Linked DNA regions of Homo sapiens: all the other regions are linked to region 1. A link is a contact called in ENCODE Hi-C or POLR2A ChIA-PET data. All regions are on one chromosome and are shown on one strand. The core of a region is the stretch at or near the end of the contact, and the rest is flanking DNA. Distances in the headings are between cores, read along the strand shown. Region 1 holds the start of CDK12 (cyclin dependent kinase 12). Region 2 holds the start of ODAD4 (outer dynein arm docking complex subunit 4). Region 3 holds the start of EIF1 (eukaryotic translation initiation factor 1). Region 4 has its middle 23 kb from the start of EIF1.

The links. A loop is a pair of places that touch in the nucleus more often than their neighbours do. ChIA-PET counts read pairs that join two places held with the same protein, here RNA polymerase II (POLR2A). Pooled maps may share reads with other maps.
Region 2: a pooled map shows a loop between it and region 1 (2.3-fold over the local background). The contact joins the promoter of ODAD4 here to the promoter of CDK12 in region 1. A Hi-C loop is called at or near these places in 1 of 50 pooled maps. POLR2A ChIA-PET finds 5 or more read pairs at or near these places in 3 of 52 experiments (A549, OCI-LY7 and activated CD4-positive, alpha-beta T cell).
Region 3: a map with no recorded cell type shows a loop between it and region 1 (20-fold over the local background). The contact joins the promoter of EIF1 here to the promoter of CDK12 in region 1. A Hi-C loop is called at or near these places in 1 of 37 single-sample maps with no recorded cell type and 7 of 50 pooled maps. POLR2A ChIA-PET finds 5 or more read pairs at or near these places in 2 of 52 experiments (GM10248 and activated T-cell).
Region 4: a loop to region 1 is called in a pooled map, with 5 times the contacts of the local background. The contact joins the enhancer-like site here to the promoter of CDK12 in region 1. A Hi-C loop is called at or near these places in 3 of 50 pooled maps. POLR2A ChIA-PET finds 5 or more read pairs at or near these places in 2 of 52 experiments (GM12878 and naive thymus-derived CD4-positive, alpha-beta T cell).

What each region holds. Positions count from the first base shown.
Region 1 is chr17:39,460,175-39,462,888 of GRCh38, reverse strand. It overlaps CDK12 (cyclin dependent kinase 12), which reads right to left and starts at 1,403. Exons shown (of 14, transcript NM_016507.4): 1 at 1-1,403. The coding sequence starts at 817. RefSeq lists enhancers at 622-751, 1-976, 1,142-1,201, 1,292-1,341, 702-1,626.
Region 2 is chr17:41,929,273-41,931,986 of GRCh38, reverse strand. ODAD4 (outer dynein arm docking complex subunit 4) reads right to left here and starts at 1,370. Exons shown (of 12, transcript NM_031421.5): 1 at 1,150-1,370. The coding sequence starts at 1,263. It also overlaps a transcript of ACLY not described here. RefSeq lists enhancers at 1,262-1,361, 1,542-1,631, 1,344-2,247.
Region 3 is chr17:41,687,524-41,690,237 of GRCh38, reverse strand. EIF1 (eukaryotic translation initiation factor 1) reads right to left here and starts at 1,353. Exons shown (of 4, transcript NM_005801.4): 1 at 1,169-1,353; 2 at 297-460; 3 at 49-150. The coding sequence starts at 1,199. RefSeq lists enhancers at 1-743, 669-758, 744-1,652 and a silencer at 1,139-1,528.
Region 4 is chr17:41,664,672-41,667,385 of GRCh38, reverse strand. No RefSeq gene overlaps it. Among named protein-coding and RNA genes, the nearest start is that of EIF1, 23 kb to the left of the region's middle. RefSeq lists enhancers at 1-125, 996-1,125, 1,546-1,635, 1,156-1,673, 1,674-2,193 and a silencer at 1,186-1,425. Within about 2 kb of position 1,350, at least 39 of the 41 ENCODE cell types and tissues checked have a DNase peak (open chromatin) inside an H3K27ac peak, as active enhancers do; they include GM12878, where a contact is called at or near this core.

The sequences.
Region 1 (2,714 bases), core at 154-2,653:
GCCTTCTCGAGGTACTTCCAGGACTTTTCTTGTAGGAGTCATAATTGCTCGAGGTATGAGATCGTGAGGGACTAAGGTCATAATCTTGGCCATAAGAAGCTCCCGAGGGGCTATCATCTTGTTTGGAGCTGTCAGACCACTTCCTGTGGGGGCTCCTGGATCTCCGTTTTGGGCTGTCCACTGTTTTGTAACTTTTGGGTGTTTCCCTTTTTCGATGACTTTTACTCCGGTCTTTGTGCCCAGACTTCAGCTCCCGTTCTTTCCTGGTCTTCTCCTTGTGGAGCTTGGATGACCTGGATTCCTTGCTGCTGCTTTTGGCTACCTGCGCCTTCCCATAGTCATCAGTCTCCTCATTCGAACGCTTTGAACTTCCCGATATCCGGTCCTTCATCGATCCCGACTTGCTGGAGACTTCTTGGCTTTTTTCTTTTTCGGTCTGTTTAGCTTTTAGTAAGTCCCGGGAACGCCTGTGCTGGTGGTGACGATGTTTGTGCAGGCGGTCGCTCCGATCTGATCCACGACGTTCGTCGTTCTCCCTTCGGTCTAGTTTGAAGGCCATGTCATCGGAGAAGGTGTCGGAATCAGAGCTGATATCATCATACTCCACCAAAGGTTTGATAACTGTGCCCAGGGATGCTGCTTCGGGGGTCACCAACCCCATGTCTTTGGAGTGTTTGGACTTATGCCGCTTGTGCTTCGATACCAAGCGGTGACGCTCTCTGCTGTTAGAGCTGCCGCCTCCCGATGACGGCTGCAAAGTTCCAGAAGCTCCTCCACTCCCGTCCTTCTTGCCCCCATGTCTCTCTGAATTGGGCATTCCCTTTCCCCTGACCTGAAGAAGGGAAAAAAGTTCCCCAGCACTCCAAAAAGCAACCCCCACCCACCCCCCCAACCCCAACTCCACGCCCACCAAAGCGCCCCGGGAAGGGGGTGGGGAGGGCAGGGACGGTAGCCCAGGCTCCTCCTCCCTCCCGACGCCTCAGCACCCTTCTACATGAGGTGGGGGGTGAAGGAGCGAGGGAAGAAATGAGAGTTCCTCGGCAGTGGAGTTGCGAGACAACGGGGAGCTGCTCAAGTCTGTTTCCTCTTCTCCCTCCGCCGAGCCAGTCCTCAGGCCCGGGCGCCGGGGAGGTCCAGGAAGTGAGAAGCCGACGGCCCGGGGCTGTGGAGCCGACTCCAGCTCTGGGGCCCTGCGAGGACTACGCGGGCCCTTCCCCTACCCGGTAGCCCGGTTCAGGACGGCTTCCTGTCGCCGGGGTGCCGCGGCCTAGGTGCCTCACGCCCCCTTTGTCCCTCGCTCCTGAGGTAGCCCCCTTTCTTGCCTCCGTTTCACCTCCACACCACACACACTCTCTCCCTCACACAGACCCAGTCACACACTAGATTAAACCGAAACGGCACTTGGGGAAGGGGGGAGGGGCAATCCCAGAAATCGTCGCGAGAGTCCAGTAGCCTCTCGCGATGTTTCGTGCTTCGCTTTCACCTCATTCCCCTGCTTATCAAACAACGCGAGATCAGGTCCCAAACTAGAAACGCGTTTCACCTGAGTCTCGCGATGAGCTCCCGGAGCTCCCCGTTTGAGCAAAGCTTTATTGAAACGGAACAAACCGAGTTTTTTTTTTTTAACCAAAACTTTATCGGTAACTGATTAAACAAACACTCCCAGGCTCCGTGACAAAATAATTTCAACATCCTTTTTAACAAATCTTTTAACTACCAGGATGACTTTTTTTTGTTTGTTTTTTGTTTTCCTTTGAGACGGAGTCTCGCTCTGTAGCCCATCCTGGAGTGTTAGTGGCGCGATCTCGGCTCACTGCAACCTCCACCTCCTGGGTTCAAGCGATTCTCCTGCCTCAGCCTCCCGAGTAGCTGGGATTACAGGCGCCCGCCACCACGCCCGGCTAACTTTTTTGTTTTTAGTAGAGACAGGGTTTCACCATGTTGGCCAGGCTGGTCTCGACCTCCTGACCTCAAGTGATCCTCCCGCCTCGGCCTCCCAAAGTGCTAGGATTACAGGCGTGAACCGCCGCGCCGGGCCATTTTTTTGTTTGTTTGAGACAAGTTCTCTCTCTTTTGCCCAGACTGGAGTGCAGTGGCACGATCTCGGCTCACTGCAGCCTCCACCTCCTGGGCTCAAGCAATCCTCCCACCTCATCCTGCCGAGTACTTGGAACTATAGAGTCGCGCCACCACGCCGTGCTAATTTGTTTCTATTATTCGTAGTGATGGGGTTTCGCCATGTTGCCCAGGCTAGTCTCGAACTCCTAGACTCAAGCAATCCGCGATCCTTGGTCTTGAACTCCTAGAATGAAGCAATCTGCCCGTCTGGTCCTCCCAAAGTGGCGGGATTACAGGCTTGAGCCACCGCGCCCGGTTGAGATTATTTTTTACAGAGCAAAAGACAAATGTCGGGACATTTCAACCCAAGTCCCTGAGTGTTTTAACAGTGCTTCCCACATATAGGGTGTGTGCTACCTGCCAAGAATTTTACATACATTATCTCTAATTTTCACAATTATCCTGCAAAACACGAGATTTTCATCCCTGTTTTATAGAAAAGGAATCCCAGCCTCAGGGAAGTTGAATAATTTGGTCCAACAAGTGCCACAGTCAACATTCAAATTCATGTCTTTCTGAGACTAAAACACAAGCTCTTCCATCCTATGGTGTTGTCTCCTTACCAATCTTTGCTTCAAATCTCAGAACCTAAAAGC
Region 2 (2,714 bases), core at 121-2,620, 2.5 Mb before region 1:
ACCATTGCACTCCAGCCTGGAGACAGAGCAAGACTACGTCTCCAAAACAACAACAACAACAACAACAACAACAACAAAAACCATCACCCAATCCCCTTAGGGTGGGATGATGCAATTTATACTAGGGTTACTATAATAATGTTGCTGGTTGGTGCAGCAGCTCACCTCAGTAATCCCAGCACTTTGGGGGGCCGAGGCAGGTGTATCACTTGAGGTCAGGAGTTCGACACCAGCCTGGCCAACATGGTGAAACCCTGTCTCTACTAAGAATACAAAAATTAGCCAGGCGTGGTGGGACATGCCTGTAATCCCAACTACTCCCTAGGCTGAGGCAGGAAAATCGCTTGAACCTGGGGAGGCGGAAGTTGCAGTGAGCTGAGATCTTGCCACTGCACTCCAGCCTGGGCAACATAGCAAAACTTTGTCTCAAAATTGATAATAATAATCATATGTTGCTTACTGGCCACCTTTTATAAGCAACGGTGTGCTGGGGACATTGAGGCTTCTGCATGCAACCTCCCATCCAATCTGCCAGCAAATGATGGGAAGGTAAGGCTGCTCTGTGGAAGGAGGCCGGTTAATCATGAAACATTTAAGTAAAAGTGGAGGAAAAGGTCACTGTTAACGCAGAGAATGGAGATTGCAAGTGGGAACTGGTAGAAAATGGCCAACCACAGGGCTTATCTGTGACAGCAGTGTGTCCATCAAAAATCAGTGAATAATAGAAACAACAGGGTCCTCCAGGCATCATCAAGACCTCAGTGTTATCTGCAATCAAAAGGTGAGGGCAGGGGGCAGGCGCAGTGGCTCACGCCTGTAATCCCAGCACTTTGGGAGGCCGAAGCGGGTGGATCACGAGGTCAGGAGTTCGAGACCAGCCTGGCCAACACAGTGAAACCCCCATCTCTACTAAAAAGACAAAATAATTAGCCGGGCATGGTGGCACGCGCCTGTAGTCCCAGCTACTTGGGAGGTGGAGGCAGGAGAATCACTTGAACCCGGGAGGCGGAGGTTGCGGCGAGCCGAGATCGTGCCATTGCACTCCAGCCTAGGCAACAAGAGCGAAACTCCGTCACAAAAAAAAAAAAAAAAAAAAAAAAAAAAAGTGACGGGTGATGGGGTGATGGATAGGTTGAGAGCTCGACTCACGTTGCTGAAGCTCTGCGCGGCTTTAGAAAATTCCCCGCACAGGTAGAGCCGCTCGCCTTCGGCCATATAAGAGGGAAAGGTGCTTCGCAAGGTCTCGCCTTCGGGGTCCGACATGGTGACCGGATTTAGAGACGCTAAAGCAGAGACAATCAAAGAAAAGCTGGAGAACCTCTATCTGGTTTGTGGAAGCTCCGTTTCTTAGCAACCATGAGATGTACAGCGACTTCCGGTTCCGCCCCCGTCTGGCAAGGGCCCGGATTCTGGGTACAACCTGCCGGCGTGCGCTTGCGCCAGTTCTGCCGCGCACTGGGCCAGGGAGTGATGATTGCGTGGCTGACGGCTGGGCTGGTTAGTGTTTGCTGTTGCACGCTCTGGCGGTTCTCTCTGGAGTTGCTGCCTGAAAAGGCTCCCTTGTAAGACAGCCAAGAAAACAGGAAGAGGGTTGGAGGCAAAGTTCCGAATAGGGATGAGGCATACGTGGTAAGGATATGTGCACGGCGTACCGCCATTAGGGGGAGAGAGCACTGGGCTTGGAGTCAGCAGACTTGGGCTGACTTCGCTCCTGTCACTTCCTAACTGCGTGACCTCTCGCGGGGCATGTAAGGGCTCCCAGCCTCGAATGTTCCACCTGCCAAATAAATATGAAAATAATGGAACACTCAGGGATGCGAGGATTTGCATAAGAAAACATGGAAAATAACGTTGGGTTCAACATAATTTAACGCAGTTATTTGAGCAGCTACTAGTAGCGGGCCTTGACCAAGGCATATTCTGACGTCCTTCCCCATTCCCTCACCATCACCACTCCTCCAAAAGTGGACTAGGTGCTTCTTCTGGGCTCCAACGATACCCTAAGTAGCTTGCTTAACTGCCTTTACTACGTTACTTCCAAAACGTCCTAATGTCATTGTTAAAGTTTAAATAGTAAAAAGATGTCTTTAACTACAAATGCACACACACACACACACACACGGCATACATGTAAAACTGGGGATATTTGAGTAAGATCAGTGGATTGTATCAGTGTCAATTTTCTGGTTGTGTTATTGTACTAAAGTTTTTAAGGATGTTACCATTGGGAGAAACTGGGAAAAGGGTACATGGGATCTCTTTTGTATTTATTTCTTATGAACTGCATATGAATCTATGATTATCTCAAAAGGTTTAATTCAAAATATAAGAAATAATATGGTCCCTGCTTGAAGGAGTTTTATCTAATAGGGGAGAAAGATGTATAAACAAGTAACGGCCACTTAAGTGATATTAACTAGTAATTAAAAGTTCTGTGTGCCTGTGAGGGAGATGAGGACAAAGTGGTGTGAAACCCAGGCAAATGAATGATTCAGCCAGGGTCTGGGATGGGTTAGAGACATGTTCATAGAGGGGTAATATTTGAGCTGAGGGTGAGTATGGTGGAGCCCAGTAGACGTAAGTAGAGAATGAGAGCTAGGTGTGGTGGCTCATGCCTGTAATCCCAGTACTTTGGAGACTGAGGTGGGAGGATCGCTTGAGCTCAGGAGTTCGAGACCAGTCTGGGCAACATGGCGAAGCCCTGTCTCTACCAC
Region 3 (2,714 bases), core at 104-2,603, 2.2 Mb before region 1:
TGAGATTTGCCAGCAGAGAGGCACAAATCAAGTAGTGACTGAACTCACCTCTACGAGGAACTGGCATATGTTCTTGCGTTGGTCACCCTGTAGCTGAATTACTTCTCCATATTCCGGATGCTCAATTACAGTACCATTGCAGGCAAACTTCTGCAAGCACAAAGGAAAACGAATTAGGCCTAGCAAGAGCATGAACGCATTTATCACCCCTTCCGCTAACAATACATACAACACAGCTGGCACCCCCTTGTGGACAAATCCATTATGACTTTCCCAAAATCTCACTGAAGACCTACTTTCTTAAACGCCTTCACTAGTTTCTTTTTATCGTAATCATCAGCGATCCCTTGGACAGTAGTAAGGGTCTTCCTGCCGTTTCTCTGTTGAATTCTTATATGGATATAATCCTCAGTGCCAGCAGGAAGCAGGTCATCACCCTTACTTGCATCAGCAAAGGGGTCTGAAAAAAAAGGTTAAGCTCGTTCAGAGCTGTCAAAGATAGGATGCCACTGCCATCCCCTCGGTCCCCAGGTGTTTTGCGCGTGCAGAAAACAACACTGAAATCGTCAGGGCTTGGGCCAGGCCGAATGTGTCCTTTGCTGGCTCTCCCCGAGCAGGTCAGTCCGGGACGGCCAGCTTCCCCAGGCTCGGGGAACGCCCGGGCCTCCCGCCCTCCCTGGGAAGCCGATCACATGTCGGGGGAGTCCGGGCTGCCAGGCGGTGCCCCACCCAGCTGATGCAACCCGCCGGAACCCGAGCTCCCGAGGCGGGGCTAAGCCTCCCACCCCCATTGGTGCACCCGCTTGCCACTTAGGGCTGGCACCGCCTTTCCCTCCGGATCCGTGACAACGGGTGGTGACGTAACGGACGTGACGCAATGGTGACGGGAGGGGCGGGTGTGGCCCGAGGAGGCCCAGGAGCCATTAGTAAATGCGCCACTGAGACGCCGGGCCCGCCCAAGGGCTGACCTACCGCCTGCTCCTTCCGGTCGCGCTCAGGGTCCGACCCCGGGGCCCAGGCCTTGATCCCGCTGCCCTGCGACCCTGGTCAAGTTTCCCCTGCCCGAGCTTACGAAGGCCCGGAGCGCTTGGCAACTTCCCGGAACACGTCTCCGGGCCCGGAAGGCCCCGCTGCCCCACCCGGGCCCGCGACCTTTCCCATAGCTTACCGAAAGAGTGGAGGTTCTGGATAGCGGACATACGATACGATTCCTTTTCCTCGGTGGAAACGGCCTGCGGAAGGCGGCGGCGGCGGTGGCGGGAGAAGGCGGGCAGGGGGGAACGGAACGTCGGGAAGCGAGGGGGCTCAAGGGGGAGGCTGCTGAATCCTCGGCGGCGGCTCAGTGACTGGGGCAGAGGGGCGGTGCCTGTGTTTAGTTATATAGCCGCGCCTCTGACGCCAGCGCGCTGCCCTCACGTCCTGACCCCACCCACAGCGTCGTGCCCCAAGCGCCCAGGCGGCGCCGCTTCCAATTGGTTTGGAGGCGGGGACATGGGATGGCGCTTGCGCAGGAAGTCTGCGGCAGGAGGGCGTCCTCTTGACTCTAGGAGAGCTGGGAGGGGGAGGGAAAGCTTGATCTGTCTCGGAGCCTGCGCAGTGCGAGTGGACGGTGTCTGGGTGCCGAGAATACCGGCCCAGGTTTCGAGCGCGCCTACGCACTGTGTCCTTTGGTACGTTCCACCTTCTTGACCCTGTTGCATCCCTGTCTTCTCGAAAAGGGGAGTTTCATATGGTAAATGAACACTCCTTAGAGAGGATTTAGATGATGAGCCTCCCAAACACGAGAAATCCCCGTTGTGTCAAACCCACCTACCTACCCACCCTACTACCCACGGAGTCACAGCGGGATTTAGGGCGGCACTTTGATTAATCAACATACAATAATATAATCAAAACGGTAACCGCATAATTTAGATTGCCATTTAGATTTATTCTAAAGTGGGTTAATCCGATCTAAAATTTTCATTTAGATTAGATTAATCCATCTAAGGAAAAAGTGTGCCCAGCTCATTGGCATGAGTTCAAGGTATAGTAACTGGTTCTGGGCCCCCCCGAGAATAATTCTGGCACCAGAGGGCGTCCTTCATGTGGCACAGCTTGTGTGGAGTAGAGCCTTCCTAGAGTTTAGATGAAATATTTCCTTCAAAACAGTCAACCTTTCTTGCTTTCAGTTTATTTATTTCAACACTCAGTTGTAGGGGTAAGTAGAGTGGTGAAAAGAGACCAGGAATTTTAGACTCAAAGGCCTCCGGGGATAGGCAGGTAAGTAGGATCAAGGAGTGCAAACAGCCAAGTGTGATGTAATGGGGTGGACTGGGGGCTGGAGTAAGAACTACGGGCTGCAGTGGCCGCTCACCTCCAGCCCATTGTGCTAGATCTTTTTCAAGAGTGCCAGGAAATCCAGGTGTTTACATAAAATCTCTTGATTTTTAAATATTGCCAATAAATTGATTTTTTTTTTGAGACAGAGTCTCACTTTGTCGCCGAGGCTGGAGTGCAGTGGCACTGTGTCGGCTCACTGTAACCTCCGTCTCCTGGGTTCAAGCAATTCTTCTGCCTCAGCCTCCCGAGTAGTTGGGGTTACAGGCATCCACCACCACGCCCGGCTAGTTTTTTAAAAATATTTTTAGTAGAGATGGGTTTTCACCATGTTGGCCAGGCTGGTCTTGAACTCCTGACCTCAGGTGATCTGCCTGCCTCGGCCTTCCAAAGTG
Region 4 (2,714 bases), core at 101-2,600, 2.2 Mb before region 1:
TCTATTTTGGGCGGTATCTGGCGCCGAGTTGAGTGTTGGATCATGTCATTTGAAGGCCATCCTACCGAACTGTAAGCTCTTTCAGGGCACGGGCTGCGTCTTGTCCCTTTCTATGTCCCTTGTAGCCTCAGCATGGGGCCCGGTTTCACTCAACCCAAGGGTGACCCGGCATTTCAGGTTCAATGCAGAGCGGCCTGACAGGCACACTTCCTGCAATGGCCACAGGATGGCAGCACAGACCGGGTTTCGGCACCTAGGCGCGCCTCCCGCACCCACCGCACTATTCAACGTTTCTCGACCCTAGTGGAGTACCCGGTCCCCTGGAGATGTTGTGCAGGAGGGTCCCCTCTCTAGGGCTGGGGGCTTTAGGGCTGGGGAAGAGGCACCAGGGGCAGAGCCTCTGGACCCCACCTGGAGTCCTGTAGTGAGTGCGTTTCCTCCCCTTCCCAGCGGCCCCTTTTCCAAGAGAGAACTTGCGGAGGGGGGAGGGGGTGGGGGGTGAGGAAGGAGCACTAGGGAGGGAGTCGGCGGGTTTGGGTCCTGGTTCTGTGCTGCGGTCCTGGGCAGGTGTGGTGTGTAACGGGAAAGGGCCTGTCACAAAGCGTGGCAAATGTGCTCGTGGCAGATGCCCACGAACGTTTGTCTCCCTGTCCTCTGGCCTCCACCTCCCCTGCAATTTTCCCAAAGGCAAAATGATGGGTTGGACAAACGATAGGAAATGTAGCCACGTTCGCTGCGCATGGGGCAAGGTGGGGGTGGGGGTGGGGTTTCCGGGGCACCAGATCGCTCTGCTCCCATCTCAAGGCCCCTGCTTCTGGAGGCAGGGTTAGCTCCACGTAGGCAGAGGAAACACCCCGGGTTTCTTAGGATTCTTGCTGTGTGACCTTGGGAAGTCCCCGCACGCCTCTGGCTGCAGCTGCCGCCTGTGAAAGAAGGGGCTGCACTTCCTGGATGGTGGAAGGTTGCTAAGGTAACCACAAAGTGCCCGCTCAGCAGCAGCTGCCGTCATCATCATAGTTATTATTATTAGGGTTTCGTCCTGTGCCAGCATTTGACAATTCTAACCCCACCTGGAGGCCTGCTAAGAGAGCAGGCGAGGGCTGGTGATCATTTAGGGATGCCTAAAATGTTTGCAGGGGGAGCAGGAGAGAGGAAGGACAAAGGATGTTCATGAGGGTCAAAGACCTGGGTTTGGGGCTTCTCGGGGCGAGGGGGTGCGGAGGGAGGGCCCCAGATCGCGCCTTCTCCCTTTAGGTCTGGTCCCGGGGTGGCGGCGCGCGTGCGCAGGAGGAGGCCGTGGGCCCGGCCAGCAGAGGGCGCCGCGAGCACCACGCCCGGGCTTAGCTGTGCGGGGCTCCGCCTTGCTGCGCAGTGGGCAAGCCGGTCTGGCTGCGATGGGGGAGGGCTACGCTGGGGAGCTGCGGGTAAGGGCAGCTGTCACCGTTTTCAGTTGTTGGTCGGTGTCCTGTGTGGCATTGTGGGTTTGCCTGTAACCACCACATGTTCATTCATTTAACTAGCACGATCAAGCACCCACAAGTTTCAGCCACTGCTGGGAGTAAAGAGGGGAACGAGGTGCATGCCCGGAGAACCCGCACCCACCATCCAGGTGACAGAGGTCAGCCCAGGGCTGGGGGAGCTTGGAGGAGGAGCCGCCTACCTGGAGAGAACAGGCGAGGCAGACAGAAGGCAGGAAGCACAGAGAGCCCGCTCGCAGCTTGGCAATGTGGGGAGCTGAACAGAGCAAGAACTGTTTGGGGCCATGCTCTCGAACACTGGCCCAGGGCCGGCGATGTCGAAGCCATGATGAATCCAAGGCTAAACTACAGCAGACACAACGGCTGTCCCTAAGGGGGTTATAATTGCGTGCGTGCGTGCGTGTGTGTGTGTGTGGGTGTGTGTGTGTTGGGGGGGGCGCTGGGGGTGGGAGGCTGGGGCGTGTAGGCAAATACCAGGACTGGAAAAAGTAGAGTCCTAGGATCTCGACCCTCCTAGGCCGGCGGGGGTGTCTTGCTGCCTCCCTGTGAAGGTAGATGGGCTGCATGGGGGAAGGAGGGCCAGGTATGTGAGTGGGGGAGTGGACAGAGGGGTGGGGTAGGAACCAAGGGCAGCAGGGAGTCCAGGTGGGAGCAGTTGGGACGGGGATGGAGCAGACAGTCTGGTGGGAGAGTGAGGGGTGGGGGGGACAGTGGGGAGAGGGTGGCAAAGACTGCTTGAGCCTCTGAGCCTCAGTTAACTCAGAGGAGGTTGGCATAACACAGAGGGCAGTAAGGACAGGGACAATGGGAAAAAAAAAATAAAGTGAAGACCATCTTGGTTCCATTATGAGGAGTAGAGTGCCTGGATCAAGGAGGTGATGATGGTTCCATGTGTCCTGGGTAGGTCAGAGAGCAGGACCTGAGAGCATTAGAACTGGTGGCAGCCTTTCAGGCCATCTTATCTGATTCCTTTCTTTTATATATAGGGAAACTGAGGCTCAGAGAAGGGAAGGAAAGGCTACTCCCCCCAGAACAGAGTTCAGCTCTTAATAGCACTTTTTTTTTTTTTTTTGAGATAGCATCTTGCTCTGTTGCCCTGGCTGGATTGCAGTGGCTCAGTCATGGTTCACTGCAGCCTTGACCTCCTGGGCTCAAGTGATCCTCCTGCATCAGCCTCCTGAGTAGCTGAGCCTACAGATGCATGCCACCATGACCGGCTAATTTTTAATTTTTTTG